2 separate regions of the Mus musculus genome follow, and region 2 is linked to region 1. Evidence: chromatin loops called from intact Hi-C (ENCODE). Cell type or tissue: left cerebral cortex. All regions are shown on one strand.

Evidence for each region. Peaks named below come from ENCODE experiments on the same cell type or tissue, not always from the same donor. Only the 100,000 strongest peaks of a DNase experiment are listed, where the experiment ranks them.
Region 2: a loop joins it to region 1, with 4 times the contacts of the local background. A loop is called at or near these places in 28 of 42 quality-filtered maps.

What each region holds. Positions count from the first base shown.
Region 1 is chr4:123,954,012-123,962,011 of GRCm38, reverse strand. No RefSeq gene overlaps it. Among named protein-coding and RNA genes, the nearest start is that of Rragc, 41 kb to the right of the region's middle. In left cerebral cortex, CTCF peaks have their summits at 2,626 and 4,635 (motif pointing left); DNase peaks (open chromatin) are centred at 2,665 and 4,582; H3K4me3 peaks cover 244 bases.
Region 2 is chr4:124,661,134-124,669,133 of GRCm38, reverse strand. Gm38545 (predicted gene, 38545) reads left to right here and starts at 942. Exons shown (of 4, transcript NR_168615.1): 1 at 942-1,091; 2 at 3,031-3,165; 3 at 3,901-4,500; 4 at 4,656-4,840. In left cerebral cortex, a CTCF peak has its summit at 5,931 (motif pointing right); DNase peaks (open chromatin) are centred at 4,407, 4,668, 5,664, 5,914 and 1 more place.

The sequences.
Region 1 (8,000 bases):
ACCACGGACTCCTTTCTCCAGCTACTTTGTGTCCTCAGCAACCTGCTCACTGGATCAGGATAGTTGTCCCTAGGTCTGGATCTTGACCTAGGTTCGGAGGTTTCTGAGGCTCACTTGTGTTTATGGAGGCAGAGAAAGCCGCAGAGAGGGCATGCTCAGAGCCCCAGGCGCTCCAGAGCCTGTATCCAGAATGGAGAGGGAGCTCTGACTTTGCTGTCTTCTGACACAAGCACCCTGCGGCTTCTGGGGGTGGCTGGAAAAGGACACGTCAGGAACACGACTCTGATGCTGATTGCTAAGAATTGTCGCACAGGGAGAAGCAGAGTGATTCTTGCCATCTTTTAGACCCCCTGGAAGAAAAGGGTCTTGTTCGCAGCATGGAAGGTGTGCCCTGAGAAACTGACTGTGGCTTGTGTCGTCCCCCCCCCCCGCCCCCCGTACTGCGGACCTTACTACATGCAAGTGATAAGGTTATTGTTCCCAGTGCTGGATCTGGGGACAACTTAGCCCCTTTCAGAGGGGTGGGAGGCCTATCTCTTGCCCTCCCGCTTGCTGTGTGGATTGGTTTCGTCATTGTTATCTTGGGAAAAGAGAAAGCAGATGTTAACCATTACCCCTTGAGAATTCACCTTGCTAGGCTGTAAAATTCTGCATTATTAACATTCCAAAATTCTTCCATTCTCTGTGCACATCTTAGATGGGGGTGTGCTCGTGTGTGTGAATATTTGAGAATTCAAAACTGTGGAGAGGATAGAGGTGGCAGAAGTTTATTAAATTGGCCCAGGGCGGTTTTGAAATTTGAAAGTTTCTCACACTCCATGGCTCTGGGCCAACTCCCAGCTGGCTCAGCTGAGCAGCCCACACAGGGCTCAGTCACCAAGGTGCGGTCCCTCTGTCCTCACAGAGATGAAAGGCTAGCATTTGAGGGTGCTAAGGGAGGAGGCCTTAAGATTTGTCCAGCTCCAGCTAGGTCACACTGAGAACAGTCGAGATAGCCTATGGGAGACACTCAGGTGACTTAGTGGTGAATGTGTGAAATCTTGAAGCATTGGTGATAGTTACACATAAGTCCTCCCAGGGTGAGGTGATAGCTCCCTCCAGAAGCCAGTGGTGGAACCTATCAGATCTGCCTGACCCACAGAGGAGTCGGAGGCTTACATTGTTGTTGTTGTTGTTGTTGTTGTTGTTGTTGCTGCTGCTGCAGTGGTGGTGGTTGTTGCTGTTATATTGTCATTCCCATTTTTCTCTGTTTGATGGGAGAAAGGAGGAAGCAAAACCAAATATTTATGAAACTCTTGCAAACACAGACACGTGCTTTTGCCCCAGGATGACAGCAGGTTCTGGTGGCCATAGAGCCAAGCGCTGATATCCAAAGCTTTGAAATCAGAGGACTTGGGCTAACTTCTGCCTCTGTGCCTTTTCAGCTGTATTACCTTAACAGTGCTAAGGAGCCAACCTGACCCTCAGTCTCCACCTCTGTGAAATGGGAACATCAGCAACACCTGTGCTATAGGGGCACTCTGAAGACAAATGAAGGGACATAAAACACAGTCTCTGGCATGTGTGAGGCGCCCAAGAAATGCAAGTAGAATGTTTTATTATCTTTTAATTATTTGTTTATTTGTTTCGCTTTATGTGTATGCATGTATGTATGTGTACCACATGTGCCTGTTGGGTGCCCTGGAGCTAGGATTATGGATGATTGTGAGCTACAAGACTGGGTGCTGGGAACTGAACCCTGATCCTCTGTTAGAACAACGCGGAGCCACGCTGCAAAACAAAATCCCTTTCCCAAAGGAGGCACTTCCTGCCCCAACTCCACGCCATAGTCCTCAGGCCCTGCCCCTAAGCTTTGATTTCAGAATTCCCAGCTATAAAAAAAATTCACTAAGGCCTGGAAAGATGGCTCAGTGGTTAAGAGCACTGACTGCTCTTCCAGAGGTCCTGAGTTCAAAAATCAGCAACCACATGGTGGCTCATAACCATCTGTAATGGGATCGTATGCCCTCTTCTGGTGTGTCTGAAGACAGCGACAGTGTACTCATATGCATAAAATAAATAAATCTTTTTTTTTAACTCACTAAGAATATTTCAGGGAGAAAAGAAAGACAAAATAGAATCCAATTCCTGCAATTAACTAATAAACTAGAACTAATGGAACTTTACAGTGTGCTCCCCTTAAGGGAAAAGCTGGTCCAGTGCTAACCTCCATCACTGTCTCCTCCCAGGGTGGCCTGTTTGTTCTCTATCCAGTGAAGCCTAAGAAACCCCAAGTGAGTCCTGGTGTCTCCTGAGCCTCCAGGAGTAGAGAACAAAAGACTCCTTGGCTTTGTGGTAAAGAACTCAAGAGCTGGAGCACCTCTGTAACCCCATCACTTGAGAGACTGAGGCAGAATTAACCCAAGTTCAAAGTCAGCCTAGACAGTGAAACTATGTCAAACAAAAACACTCAAGAAGAACCCATAGCCAGAGACAGAGAGGGGTAAAGACCAGCACAGGATCGGATAAAAGCCAAAGGGACGGTCTCACTACCTCAGATGACTAACTGACATAAATGGCCCTGAGCCACACACTCCCTGGCACTTAGGGCCAACGTTGTTTGCAGAATCCCCAGCTCAGGGTGTGGGAGGCTGAGAACCCATAGAGGGAGCTGTGTAGGCAGGTACTCCCCTGCCTGAGCAGACAGCCATCCATCACTTGGAGAGGCAGCAGTGGTAGGGATGGGAACTCTGTCATCCCCCTCCTGCATCTCGCCCCAGCAGGCTGGGGGAGAGCCTAGGCAGTGGTGCAGAGAAACAGAAGTGGAGCTACCCCGCCCCCTTTTCAGGATTGACACTGCAGACACAAGTTTCTCCATTTCCTTAACAGCCCCTGAAGTTGATAATAAGGACAGTTGCTTTAGATTCTTAAGTGATGTCAAAGGGGCCTCCTGGTGAGCAAGGAAGAAGATAGAGCTCTCTAGGGTCAGCACCCGTGCTGGGGCCCCTGGGAAGACTCTCTTCTATAACACCCAACCCTGTCTGCTGGGCGACTGTGGGACAGTGTGGAGTCATTACCAAATAAGCTGGTGGCAGGCCTGAGAGGTGCTGGATCCCCTTCACATTCTGCAGTGCACTGGGCAGGGCTAATGCTTTGGACCCCCCATCCTGGGGCTGCAGGCAGCGTGCTCTGAGCCACTGAGGCCTAAGCTGAGTTGACAGGCTCCATTAGAGAGCAGCTCTATCGTGGAAATTGTGATGTTAACCAAGGGCCATGTGGTGGATAGCAATTCCCACAGTTCCCTGTGCTGAGCAGCAGGCCAGACCGTTTTCCTTAGGGTGACTGAGAAGATCAGGGGACATTCCTAGTTCCATTTCCCGGCTGGCCTCCTCTAGCTTGACCTGTAGGGGGAAATGTGGCCTGGGGACCCTCCCCTACCCAAGGACACCCATGTTCCCAGACACCCAACTCTGCTCCTGAGGCCTAATGGTCCACACACCCTGGGATCAAAGCTTCAGGTGAGTAAACTCTTGAAGGACTTTGGGATTTAAAGTAGGGAAACCAGTGAGTGGGAGAGGCGACCTGAGTCCACGAGAGCTTGTGTACACAACATAAATAATAATGCAGATTTTTTAATTAAAAAATAATAAAGTGGAAAAGTCTTTCCAGTAGGTTCTGAAGTAGCAAGAGTTCTGGAAAATTCCAACCACTGTAGCAAAAGCAAGCTTTTTTTCCCTCTAGACCTGAACATCCCCACTTCCAGGGTTCAAGGACAAAGTCCAGGACCTGAATCACAATTCTGTTGTTGCCACCTAAGACAGCAGGTAGATGAAGCCAGGGCCAGGCTGAGTCCTACTTCTCTTAGAAGGGAAAAGTTGCCTCCTGCCAGAGAACTGGGCTGAAGAGGAAGCCAGGGGAACTATTTGGATCTTATCCAACCAGGAGGTGGATCTGGAACAGCAATGCCCTTGAAGTCAGAGACCGTAAGACTTTGAACCTAACAGAACGAGATCAATAAATTGAACTCATGAAGTCATGCACTCCAGGGACAGAACCAACTCCCTGGGTCCCACTCTCTCCCTCCTTAGGAGGATCATGGTTCCTACAACACCGAGTTCCCTGCATACACAGTCTGTTTCCGTTGTAGCTGGGCCCAGGACCCCAAGTCTCAGTGGCCTCAGAGATGCTCCAATCTCTGTCTATCCAAAGGTGTAGCTGTGGATTGGGCATTGTGGATCCTGTGAGGGGCATCGTTTTGGCTCAGAGGAAGGCCAGGATAATGTGAAATACCGAACACTCAAATCTAAAAGCAATTGAGATGACTGGGAAGTGTCAACCATAGACAGGGACTAAATCTAACTGCAGTGGGTCAGCCTGCTGGAGTAGAGTCCCCTGTCTGTCAGCCTGGATCTAAGGCACCCTCTCTCCCTGTCCTTGCGTCTGTCACTTCCCAAGCTGATCACCTAGGACAGCTCTCCAAGACGATGATCTATCCTAGCTGCAAGACAGCTGCCAGCCTCTCCCTTCTATTGGCCATCCTGCAAGCCAGGTCTTGGGTGCCAATGCCTCCTCCTACGAAGCCATCCTCAGGGCCTCCAGCCAGACTGGCTAGTGCAGTCACCGCGCCCGGGCTAATCCCGGGCGGAGACCGAGGCTGCCATCTAGCGGGCGCAGCGGGTGGGGTCGGGGACTCGAGTCCGGCCCAAAGCCCTAGGCTCCCGGGTCTGCGCCCGCTTGGCTCATTTGGAAGGCAGGACTCAGGGATCAAAATTCAGCTCGATCTGTGTGATCTCATCCAACAACCCTCTCTGGATTAAGCCTCACTTCCTGGTAAACCAACTGGATAGAACCTCTTCATTCGAGTGTCGGAAAATGCGGGACTCACGGTCGTTGCCCCCTCCTTCTCCAGACCATTGTCCCACACTCTTATCCAAGCAAAGAGCCAATCTGGTCCCCCAAACAAGGAAGATGGAAGGAGATGCAGTGGAAGCCCGGAAAGCAGAGATCCGCTCTGAACAGCAGGATCATTTTCTAGGAATTGTAAACCCAGAACTGTAAATAAAATGCTAATGATTTATTCCTGCTCAAACTCCGGGGGCTGCGTTGCAGCTTTTGAAGACAATTCCAAGCCTGGCTTTCCAGGAAGGCGGGCCTCCCCGCGGCGCCTCCTTAGGCTCAGCAAGGGCTTCCCCTACTTGGTCTTTTCCTTCTGGCTTGGTTCCATGAGGACTCTGGGAACCTTCACCGACCTCTCTGTAAGTGTTGGCTGCCCTACCTGTGCTAAGGCATTTCTTTAAATGGTGAGCTTTAAATAAGTGAATAAATGCTTGAAAGCCATTCGGGGAGCACAAATTCGCATCTGCGGCTGCCACTGGGCTGCCCGGTGACAGGGTGTGCTAGATAAGCTGAGGGCCAGGGGGTAAAGAAAGAGGCCAGAAGACTGTAGTCCAGCCAGCCCGGCTGACAGGAACAGCAAAGATGGCTTCATTTCCCCCTCCCCATTCAGCACAAGGTACTCAGAGCAGGCAGCCCCAGGCTCGGAGCCATCTGCAGAGGCGTGGGTGCTAAGGCTAGGGCACGCTCCACAGAGGCACACGGATGACTTTGCTTGTGTTAGCAAACTTCTCTTCCCCAGACTTCTTTGACATGATTTCATGGAAAATGGCAAGTCTCTGGTTAACACAGACCCTTCTTCTAACGTGCTTTTGAATGTAAGATCCAAATGACAAAATGGCCAAGACCCCTGTCTCCTGATGGAGACATCTTCTTGATAGAAGATGCAGTCCAGGCTGGCCCGGAATCCACTCACAATCCCCCTAAGTCTTGAAGTGCCATGATTATAAGCATGCGCCCTCCATGTGGTTTGGAGAGTCACACGTGGTGAACCTCCATATTACCAAGGAAACAGTTCATGGTCACTAGTAAATCCATACATCACACTATTGAGGAAATGTGTGTCCTAGAGAAGCCAATACAGAGAGCTTTACTCCTCCGTTCGTTGGAAAGCATATTGATCTACATACAGACTAGATTCTGATCCCAGGGGATATCGTCAGATAGATGAAACAATTGCAGTCCATAGGGGACTCATAGCCTAGGCCAGGCCTCCTTGCAAATCACAGAGTCCTGTTACGAACCCATTCCTGTCCTCCGTCACGGAGATGTGGATCCTAGCCCAGGCATGTATTCCTCAAATAGGTGGGTGTCTTGAGGGATTTCATGAAAGAATCAGGTCTCTGAAGCTTAAAATAAAACAAAAAGTCAGGACCACAGGGGTTTCTTTTAAAAACAAACAAAAAACAAAACAAACAAAAAACCCAACTCTTTGAGACATCCAACACTCACCCTGTAAGTTGTGCTGTCTCAAGAATCATACCTCAGTCACAGTCAGCTATTGGATGGATCACAGGGCCCCCAATGGAGGAACTAGAGAAAGAACCCAAGGAGCTAAAGGGATCTGCAACCCTATAGGTGGAACAACATTATAAATTAACCAGTACCCCGGAGCTCTTGACTCTAGCTGCATATGAAACAAAAGATGGCCTAGTCGGCCATCACTGGAAAGAGAGGCCCTTTGGACACACAAACTTTATATGCCCCAGTACAGGGGGACGCCAGGGCCAAAAAAATGGGAATGGGTGGGTAGGGAATTGGGGGGGAAGGGTATGGGGGGCTTTTGGGATAGCATTGGAAATGTAATTGAGGAAAATACGTAATAAAAAATATTAAAAAAAAAAAAGAATCATACCTCAGCTCCTGTGGCAGGATTCTAATAGTTCTTTTTAAAAACAAATAATAATTTGTATGGGCTGGCGACATGGCTCAGCAGGTAAAGCACTCGTCTCCCAAGCGGGAGCCTCTCAGTTGCTATCCCAGAAGCCCCACAAAGGCAAGCATCGCCAAGGACCTATACCTCCAGTGCTCCACTTGAAAGATAGGAAAGGGAGAGAGAAGACTCCTAGGGGGGTGTGTGCACCAGCTACCCTGGTTCAAACAGCAAGATAACAGAAGATCCACCTCAGACCAGGTAGACAGTGAGGACTAATACCCAAGGGTGTACTCTGACTTCCACATATGCTATGCCACGGATGCACTAAACACACACACACACACACAAAACAGTCTATGCAAAGGAAAAGAAGAATATAATAGCAAAGAAAATGAATCAAGTCCAGCTATCCAGAGCATGGATAATCTGTGCACTGCTGAGTCAAAGAGACAAACAGAAAAGCACACATAAACAGCGTGGTTCTATTTATATAAAGTTTAAACACAGCAAGCAAGCTATTTAGGTATAAAATTATGAAGACAAGTAAAGAAATGGCCATCAGCAGAGCTGGAGACTCTGGTCATTCAGGGTCATCACCTAGCACTGGCAAAGCCCTGAATTCTGTCCCCCAAACCAATACAAAACAAAAAACAAACAGCAAAATGTCACATCAAGGTTTAGCTCACAGCAGGACTTTTGTAAGGCAGAAATGCTCAAGTTTTTCGTTTGAGACAGGGTCTCACTATGTAGCTGTAGCTGTCTAGACCTCAGTATGTAGACCAGGCTGGACTTGAACTCAGAAAGCCACCCCTTCCTCTGAAGTGCAGGGAGTAAAGGCATGTGCCACCATGCTCCAAATAATGCTCAATTAAGAAAAAGAGACTTATTCATTTGTATGTATTTGAATGTTTGCCTACATGCATGTGTGTATCCCATGTTTTGTTTTGAGACAAGGTGGCATGTTCGTGGGCCTCAAATTCCAGGTACAGCCAAGGATTACCCTAGACTCCTGTGCCTCCTGAGTGCTAGGATTACAGGCATGAGCCACTCCTAGCTTATGGGATGCTGAGTACCAACACTGGTCTAAAGGATGGGAAATGTAGCTCATTAGCAGGGATCTACTTGCCTCTGCCTCTCAAGTGCTCAAATTAAGGGTATAAGCCACCATGCCCAGTCTTTCTTTAAATATATATATATTTAAATTTTCTCAAACCAAACTCTTTAGTCTGGGCATCCACACTCTGCTAAATTC
Region 2 (8,000 bases), 710 kb before region 1:
TCTTCTTCTTTTTGTCCAGTAGGTCCACCTGTTCAGCCTCTCTATAGCCCTGAGATCATACACAGGGATGCTAGATAGACTTGGATTAGACAGAATGGGGTGCCAGGGGTCAGCACAAAGGCCACTGGGAGAGGAGGGAGCACTTGCCTAAGATGGACTCTGGATTTTACTAGGGAGGTTTCCAGGAGCTTGCCCATCTCCTTCCCTTCTGTTCTCCCCTAACCTTTTTCTCCTTCCTTCCCATCCCCACCCTTGCCAGGATTTCTCTGTGTTGCCCTGGCTGTCCTGGAACTTGCTCTGTAAACCAGGCTGGCCTTGAACTCAGAGTTCTGCCTGCCTCTGCCTCCAAGTGTAAGGGCTGGAATTAAAGTCACAGACCACTATGGTCTGGCTCTGTTCTTTTCTTTGACCCTTGATCCCCCCCCCCCCCCAACACACACACACATCTAGTCCCATCAGATACTCAGGGAGACAGTATGGGACCAGTCCTTAGCAATGAAGCAAATGTGGGAGCCTGGTGGGGCTGGGCTGGAGGGTTGGTGCTACTTCATGGGCTGGGGTTAGGGATGGCAGAGGCTGAGGCTATGGTTAGAGCTGAGATTTGAAGTTGACATCAAGTTGAATATGCAGGACAGTGGCAGTTGGCAGGGTACACTTTTCAGTCTTGACGGGGTCCTCAGATGCTTATTTTTAGTGTCTAACGCAGATGCTCTCCTCCAATGAAGAGTGTTCGGTGTCTGCTCTCCCTTGGAGGGGCGGGACAGGTCCCCTCCCCCTGCTCCCCACAGCTGAGCAGAGCCATACATCACCAAGGGGCTGGGGCTCCCTAGATGTATTGCCCTAATACGTCGCTATAGCAACCCCACTCTAATCCTGCATTATTCTAATGTGGTCTCCTCCCCACTGTGATGTATAGCTTGGGTCTCAGAGCTGCTGGTCTCAAGCATCCTAGGGATGGGTAGGTTGGAGGTTGCCTTTACTCCCGTGGGTCCCATCTCGCTTCTCATTCTGTGCAGGAGGATCCTTTGTGAGGTTGGCTGTAGAGGTGGGGGTCTGGCCCATCAGCCTACCCTCCTGCTTACCCAGAGAAGGTAAGCAGCAGGTCATGTGTGCCCAGCCCTGGTACACGAGAGTCTGACGCACTGATTCACGCCAGGCCGCCTGGCCTGGGGACCTGGGGCCTTGGGGTTGGGGGCCAGGGCAGGACAATAGCTGCATTCCGCCTGTTAGCCACAGGCCCCCATTGTTTCTGTGGACACTGCCTGCTTGAGGGCTGCAGTTCTGGCCCTCACTCCTCCCGAGCAAGCGTAGGATGCTCCCTGGACCACTCCCCCGTGGACCATAGAGCGGTGATTCATGGGGTGGCTAGGGCATAGCAGGCTCCAGCTGTGCCCAGATTCTGGGGAGCAGGAGGGGGAGGTAACTGAGGATTGTTTGTGTCAGGGGAGGGGGGCTGAGCAGCTCGAGCTGAGTCCTCAGGGCCCTGAACACCAACCACGTCATCTCCTATCTTTCTTCTTGTGTGGGCTGCTCAGAGAAGCCCCATTGTCAAAGAAGCAGGCCCACCCAGGCTAGAGGGCAGGCGACATCCTCAAAACTGCCAAAGACCCCCATATTGCACGGGTAGGAGTTGAGGTGATGGGGTTCGCAGGGGTTTGCTCCCAGTGCGCATGCCGGTACTGACAGGGCTGGAAACAGAACGTCACCCCGCAGGGCCCTGGTGTTTAGAGGTGCCTGGCATTTTCGATAGAAAAAGGCAGTCCAGTGCTGGCCTTGAAAGAGGCTATGCTATTAGGCTGCTTCTTCCCAGTGACCTTTGAAACCCCTTACATTTAGCCCAGAACTTGACATTCCTGGGGTAAGAAATGAGAACTAAGGCCATCTAGACTTTTGCCACAGGCTGTATCAACTATAGCTTCTTTGGGGAGAGGAGGGGAGTGTGGAAAGTTCCAGCACTTGGACTCACACAACTTCGTAGATATGACAACAGGTTTCATCATTACCTTCTACACCGTTTTCTCAAACACCCTATATGGCTGAGGGGCAGGAAGGGAATGAGACAAAGCTAGAAGAGCGTGGAGGTTAGAGGCCATCAGCCTTCTTGACATTCGTTAAGCAAGAAGATCGGATGAATGGATGGCAGATGATGGGTGGGTAGCTGAATAGGTAGGTAGGTGAATGGCTGCATGCAAAGGTGGGTGGCTCGGTGAATGGAGGAGTAGCTGGCTGGAGAACGGACTGATGGATAAGTGAATGGAGGAATGGTTACTTCCTAGTTTGAGGTCCAAGGTGACAAATGATCCATTTGGTGACCCCAAATGTCTGAGGCTGGTTAACCTCTGCTTAACCTCTGGCTAGGGTTGCAGTAAAACTACTCACGGAGACCTGAAGGAAGCTTCAGTCAGACTTTTAATCTCATAGTTTGGGACTCCATCGGGTTTAGAGGCCGTGAGCCCTGCACTGAATCTTTTGTGCTAGGGTCAAAAGTGTGCCACGGCCTGCTAGAGGAGCGTCCTGAACAGGGTGGGAAAGGCGGAAAGGTTCAGGATTCAGGAAGGGTGAGTGGATATGGTCTGAGGGTTCAGGGACTTGTCTCAGGGATCAGGCCCAGATCCAGGGACTCCTGAGCAAACCTCTATCCACTCGTCCTGGCTCAGTTTAATGCCTCTGTCTGGGTGCTGTTTCTGCGAGCCCAGCACAAAGCCTTGCCACACAGGGCTTAGTATTATAGCCTCAGAAGACATGGTTGGGGGAGCAGGTTTGCCACAAATTGGAACTAGGCACTAGGCTTAAGAACTGCGCCTGTCATTGATTTTCTGGGTCCCTCTGAGAAAGGCCTTTACCATCCTTGGGCCTCAGTGTCCTCACCTGTGGAATGGGGATGGGGATTTTAGACCTAATTATCCTAGAGTGGTTTTATGAATGAAATCATTTTAGAAAGGCAGGAGTGTTAGGGGAAGCACTTGACATTTTTTTTCTGCAATAGCTCAGCATTAATACACACTGTACATATAAAATTATTTTTTACAGCTAACATTTAATGGTACTCATGATGCGGGAGGCTCTGAGTGTTCATGTTATATATCCTCTCAACTGTCAAGTCCTCACTGCAGTTCTGTGGGGCTGATGCTGTTCTTATCCTGGCTTACAGAAGAGGAAACCGAGGTATGGAGAACTTAAGGAACTTTCTGTAAGACTCACGGCTAGTGGATAGGACCATGAGGCTGAATGCCTGGGCAGATGTTAGGTCTCCATCCTTGGCTACAATGTGTTTGCTCAGTGATGTGGAGGCTTGGAGAGGGCCAAATAGGGGGACTTCCTGATCTTCCTAACTTGGCAAGTTATCCAACTTTCTTTAGCCTCCTGGGATTTATTTGATTCTGGGTAGTGGAGAGGGGGCCGTAGATTTTACCCAGTTAGCTGGCTCTAACAACCTTGATTCCCGATTTCCACGCCTGCGTTCTGGGGCTTTCCTTTTCTTGCTTTGAACAAACACTCAACATTGACTACTATTTTGCCATTGGCCTTAGCATAAAACAAACTGGGGCTCAGGAGTCAGATATAATGGCTTCTATTCCAATTGCTGGCATTTACTAATCTTGCTGCCCTGACTAAGCTAACACTCTCCTGGCTGCAGCTTCCTCTTTTATAAAATGGGGCTATATTGTGTAAGGCACTCAACATAAAGTGTAAGGTGAGTGATGGGTGTATATTATATAAAAGTGTCCTTGGAAAAAGTGGGGTCCCTGGTCAGAGGTAGAGGAACACCACCTTATGGTGTCCTTCCTTGAATGCTAACTTCTGAACCCAGGCCTCAGAATAAAACGATTTTGATTTATTCATCGTTTATGCTAAGTATTCTGAGCATTATCCCACTTAATTCTCAAAACAACTCTACAGTACAGAACGGCCATTAGCGTCACACCGGGAAACTGAGGCATGGAAACGTGAGTGAGTTGTCGGTTCAGGTCCCATAACTGTGCTCTGCCTCCCCAGTCACGGCAAGTTTCTTGGAGCTTTGATGAGGATAGACGGCAGGTGATCCACGGATGCCGAAGGGAGCTTTGCCACAGGCTGGGATGCTTGGGTAGGTCCTCCCAGCTTGGGTAGGTCCTCCCAGCTTGGGTAGGTCCTCCCAGCTTCTGCATAGAGGGAGTACTCCGTCCTCCCCAGCTCGGCTTCTGCAAAAACCCAAGCAGGGTGACTCCAGGCCAAGGGAGCAGGGACTGTGCTGTGCGAGGTCCAGGTCTACCTCGGCTCAGGCTCCCGCTCAAAGCTGAATAACCGGGAGTCCTTCAAGAAGGATTTCTGAGAAGCCATCAGGAGTGAGTCATTGACTTAGGGAGGCGATGAATCAACCGGGAGTTCATAAAACGGCAAATGAATCGGGTGTGAGAGAGCAACGGAGCCACCGCTATTCCCCAGAACCCTCCAGGGACAGAGAGCCGAGAGAAAAGAAATAAAAATAACACGGGGCCTTATGCCTGCTACAAACCCGAGGCAAGCCCTCTTTCCATGTGGGAAGATAGGGTGGGAGAGAGGGACAGGACCCACTGGTGGGTGACGTGGGGCAGAGGAGGCTCCCAGGGCGCTCTGGGATCCCTGGGTCCGGGCTGTGGGTGTAATTAGCCAACGCTCTTTTCCCTTCTTTTCAGGAGTCCTTACAAGAAAGAACACTGATTTTGACGAACACCCAAAATAATGTGAGATCAGGCTCATGCGTTATGCATGAGGTCTGATTTAACATGAACATTATTTCTTGTGTACGAGACCATATGCCTCCGTGCTGTCTCTGCAGCCTAATAAAACCCAGACCCACCCTGGTCAGGCTCAGCAGGGAGCTGTGTCCACTGCTGTGTGGATGGAGATGGGGTGGGCAGGGGAAGGGTTGTAAGCACAGTGCTCCGGGGCCCTGGGTCATTTGAGGAGAGTCCATTAAGATTCTCTGAAGAGAAGTGGGAAGCAGGGGGTGGGTTATCTACTCTTGGAGTATACAGTGGGTATTACTTCATGAAATGCTAGAGTGTGTGTGTGTGTGTGTGTGTGAGAGAGAGAGAGAGAGAGAGAGAGAGAGAGAGAGAGAGAGAGATCAGGAGCCCATGACTAGGTGAATCTGGGTTCATCACAGGGGCGCATGGGGACCTGTGCATAACGAGGTTTTACTGTTCTAGCATGACGGTGGAGGCTGGAGCTAATTGCTGTGTGTGTTTGTATATATACACGCATATGTATGTGTGGGGGTGTGTGTTTAAAAAATAAGATCACACATACATACAAACACACAGCCTAACTTTAATTATCGGAAAGGAGCAGAGAGAGAGAGAGAGAGAGATCTGGGAGGAGCTGGGGCAATGATGGTCGGACAGGGATGGATTTAGAAAGTGGTTTGCGGGGTGAATGCTTAGAAACCTGGAAAGGAGAGGGTCTGGCTAAATGTGACAGCAGATGGTAATGTGTTTAGTTACACAGTACGGGGGTCAGGTGCCTGGACTCCCAAGAGTTCAGTACCAACCAGAAAGCTGGGTCTGGGTGGCCAAACAGTGGTGTAGGTGAGGCTCTGTGTCTGTGTCTGTGTGTGTGTGTGTGTGTGTGTGTGTGTGTGTGTGTGTGTGTAAGCTGTTGAGCTGGTGAGAGGAGAGGTGGGGATGTGTGTGGGCAGGAGAGATGAAAGAGGCAGCATGTGGTAGTGGGTTTCTGAGCATGGCTGTGTGAGTGGGCAGGGTGGAAGAGGGAAAGGGATGGGACCACAAACCAGCACATTTGTGTGTGAAACAGGATTGCCTCCTTTGGGGCCTGAAACTCACCTCTGCTCTGGCTAGCAAAGCCTACCATCAGCCATCACCTTGAAGTTGACTTGGGAGAAGGGCATGCGCAACAATTAGGTCATTTTGATGACTGGGTGTCATGTCCCAGCTCAGGGACCAATAGAGGGCAGTCCTCCCACATGGAGTCTTGAGTGGCACTAGGGAAGCCCTCGAGACTTGAGAAACACTAACCGCTGGGTGAGGAACTGAAGTGTCTCTAAGCTGCCTCTAACCTGAAACTCTGGGAAGATCCTCTTGGCTAAACTTCTGGGGGTAGCTGGGCTAGATTACCCCTCCCACTTCACCCTCTGCCTAAGTGATTCTCCTTTCTGGGGCTCAAGTCCTACTGTGAAAAGTTCAGGAAGGAAGAAGATTGGCCCTGGGTGGCTCACATTGCCTTGCTTTTTCTCTTACGCAGACCTAGAACCTGTCTAGGAACTTCCAAGTAGCTCCGAGCTGGGAGCTATGATTAGGAGTCGGGTAGACCTGTGGACACTGAGTTGAATTCTAGGGACAAAAGGGTGACGGCTTGGACTTCATACCGCGCAGCGCAGAAGCCTGTATAACCTGCGGCAGGAGATGAGGGAGAAGGGCTTGGTGCTCAAGACAGGGTGCCTTCTGGGTTTGCCTTAACGACCACAATGGCTACCTTCCTTCCTTCCTTTTCCAGCGCTAAGAGGCCCTTACTCCTGTAAATACTCTAGATCAGATTCCCAGTAATAAGATGGATTCCCCCGTACCATGTGGCTCTGGGACCAGTCATGGATTCCCACACACACAGCAGAAGACACAAATATCAGCAGGTATGTTTTCTCACGCAACCAGTCAAGTTCTACTGACCTGCTCTGTGATTACAGGAAATAACTTTGAGTGTCAAGGGTGAGAGATGGCCTCAGAAGTTCCAAGTTTGCAATGGAAGGATGCACTTCTCAGACCGAAGTCTGAGGAACTCTGGCACAGGCAGGTAGACCTACATCCAAGAAACCCAGAAGCCCACAACTGATGTGCCTTTCTTCAACTATTCTGTGGAAGGGTTAGGACTTTGGGTTCCTAGGTTGCCTGAAGCAGGGTAGAGATCCCAGGCTGGTATCTCATTAAGCCAAACCCTTGCAGTGCAGGATCCTCTCCCTCCCCCTCTTTCTTTTTGTTCTATCCCTCAGCTGCTGCTGGCTCTTGGGGGGCTGCATTGTTTTGCTATTTTTGAGTTGACTTGCTTCAATAATAAGCCCACCCTCTTGTACAAGATTAAGCAGACAATTAGGAAATCAATCAATCAATTGGTGTCAACTGGAGAGAAGAGGCCTGTGAAAGGCCTTTCCAGTTTCCCAGTTTCAAAACCTGCAGAGGCTCTGGGCTGGCAGGGCAGGGACTGGAAAGCCAAGTTTCATTTGCTTCCATATTGGGACGGCCCCATTCCCCAAGTCAGGGACAAATCTAGGGGTGGGAGAACTAGGGGGTAGGAAGGAATATGGGACGGCATCAAAGTTTTGTATGTTATACTGATGTGCCAGCCCAGCTAAAGACCACAGGTTTGGGGGTCCTGGAATACCTGACTCTGGGCATCACCCAGTCCACTAGCTAGAGCCAAGGGCTTCCCAAGACCTGGACGTGAGCGCCTTCCCAGGCACGCAGGTTCGCCTGGGCTACAACTTTCTCCCCAGCCGAACCCACAGTGCCTTCAACTTTGCTCCACAGAGTAAGAACTTTGTATTTTTCCTGAGAAGGGAAAAGAACTGTGCTATGGAAGAAACAGGAAGGGATGTTTTAAAGGGAAAAAAAAAATTATGTTGACTGGATGCTACCTTGGGTTTTGAGCTGAACTTGAGACCTGTCCCCAGTATGGAGACTTTCTGAGTGATGTGGCCACTGAAGCATTGAGAACATCTCAGAATGTTGGTTTTCCCCCTTTCAACAGCAAACTCATCTCTCCCTCCCTGCTGTTCTTAGTTGTCTACCCAGGAGCTATGACAAGCTTTTCCTGCAGCATAGTCTATGCCTCCACCACTAAGAGTGTATGGGACTGGTAGTTTGCAAAGCAGAGCTAGCTTTGCCCAAGGCAAATAGGCAAGACTCCCTCCCAAGCGGACTTAGTTCTGCCGGACTACTGAATGGACCTCAGACCGAACTTGTCAGAAGTCCAATGTATCTAGGTGGGCTTGGGTACCATTTGTTTGGATGGAGCCAATTGGGGGTAGG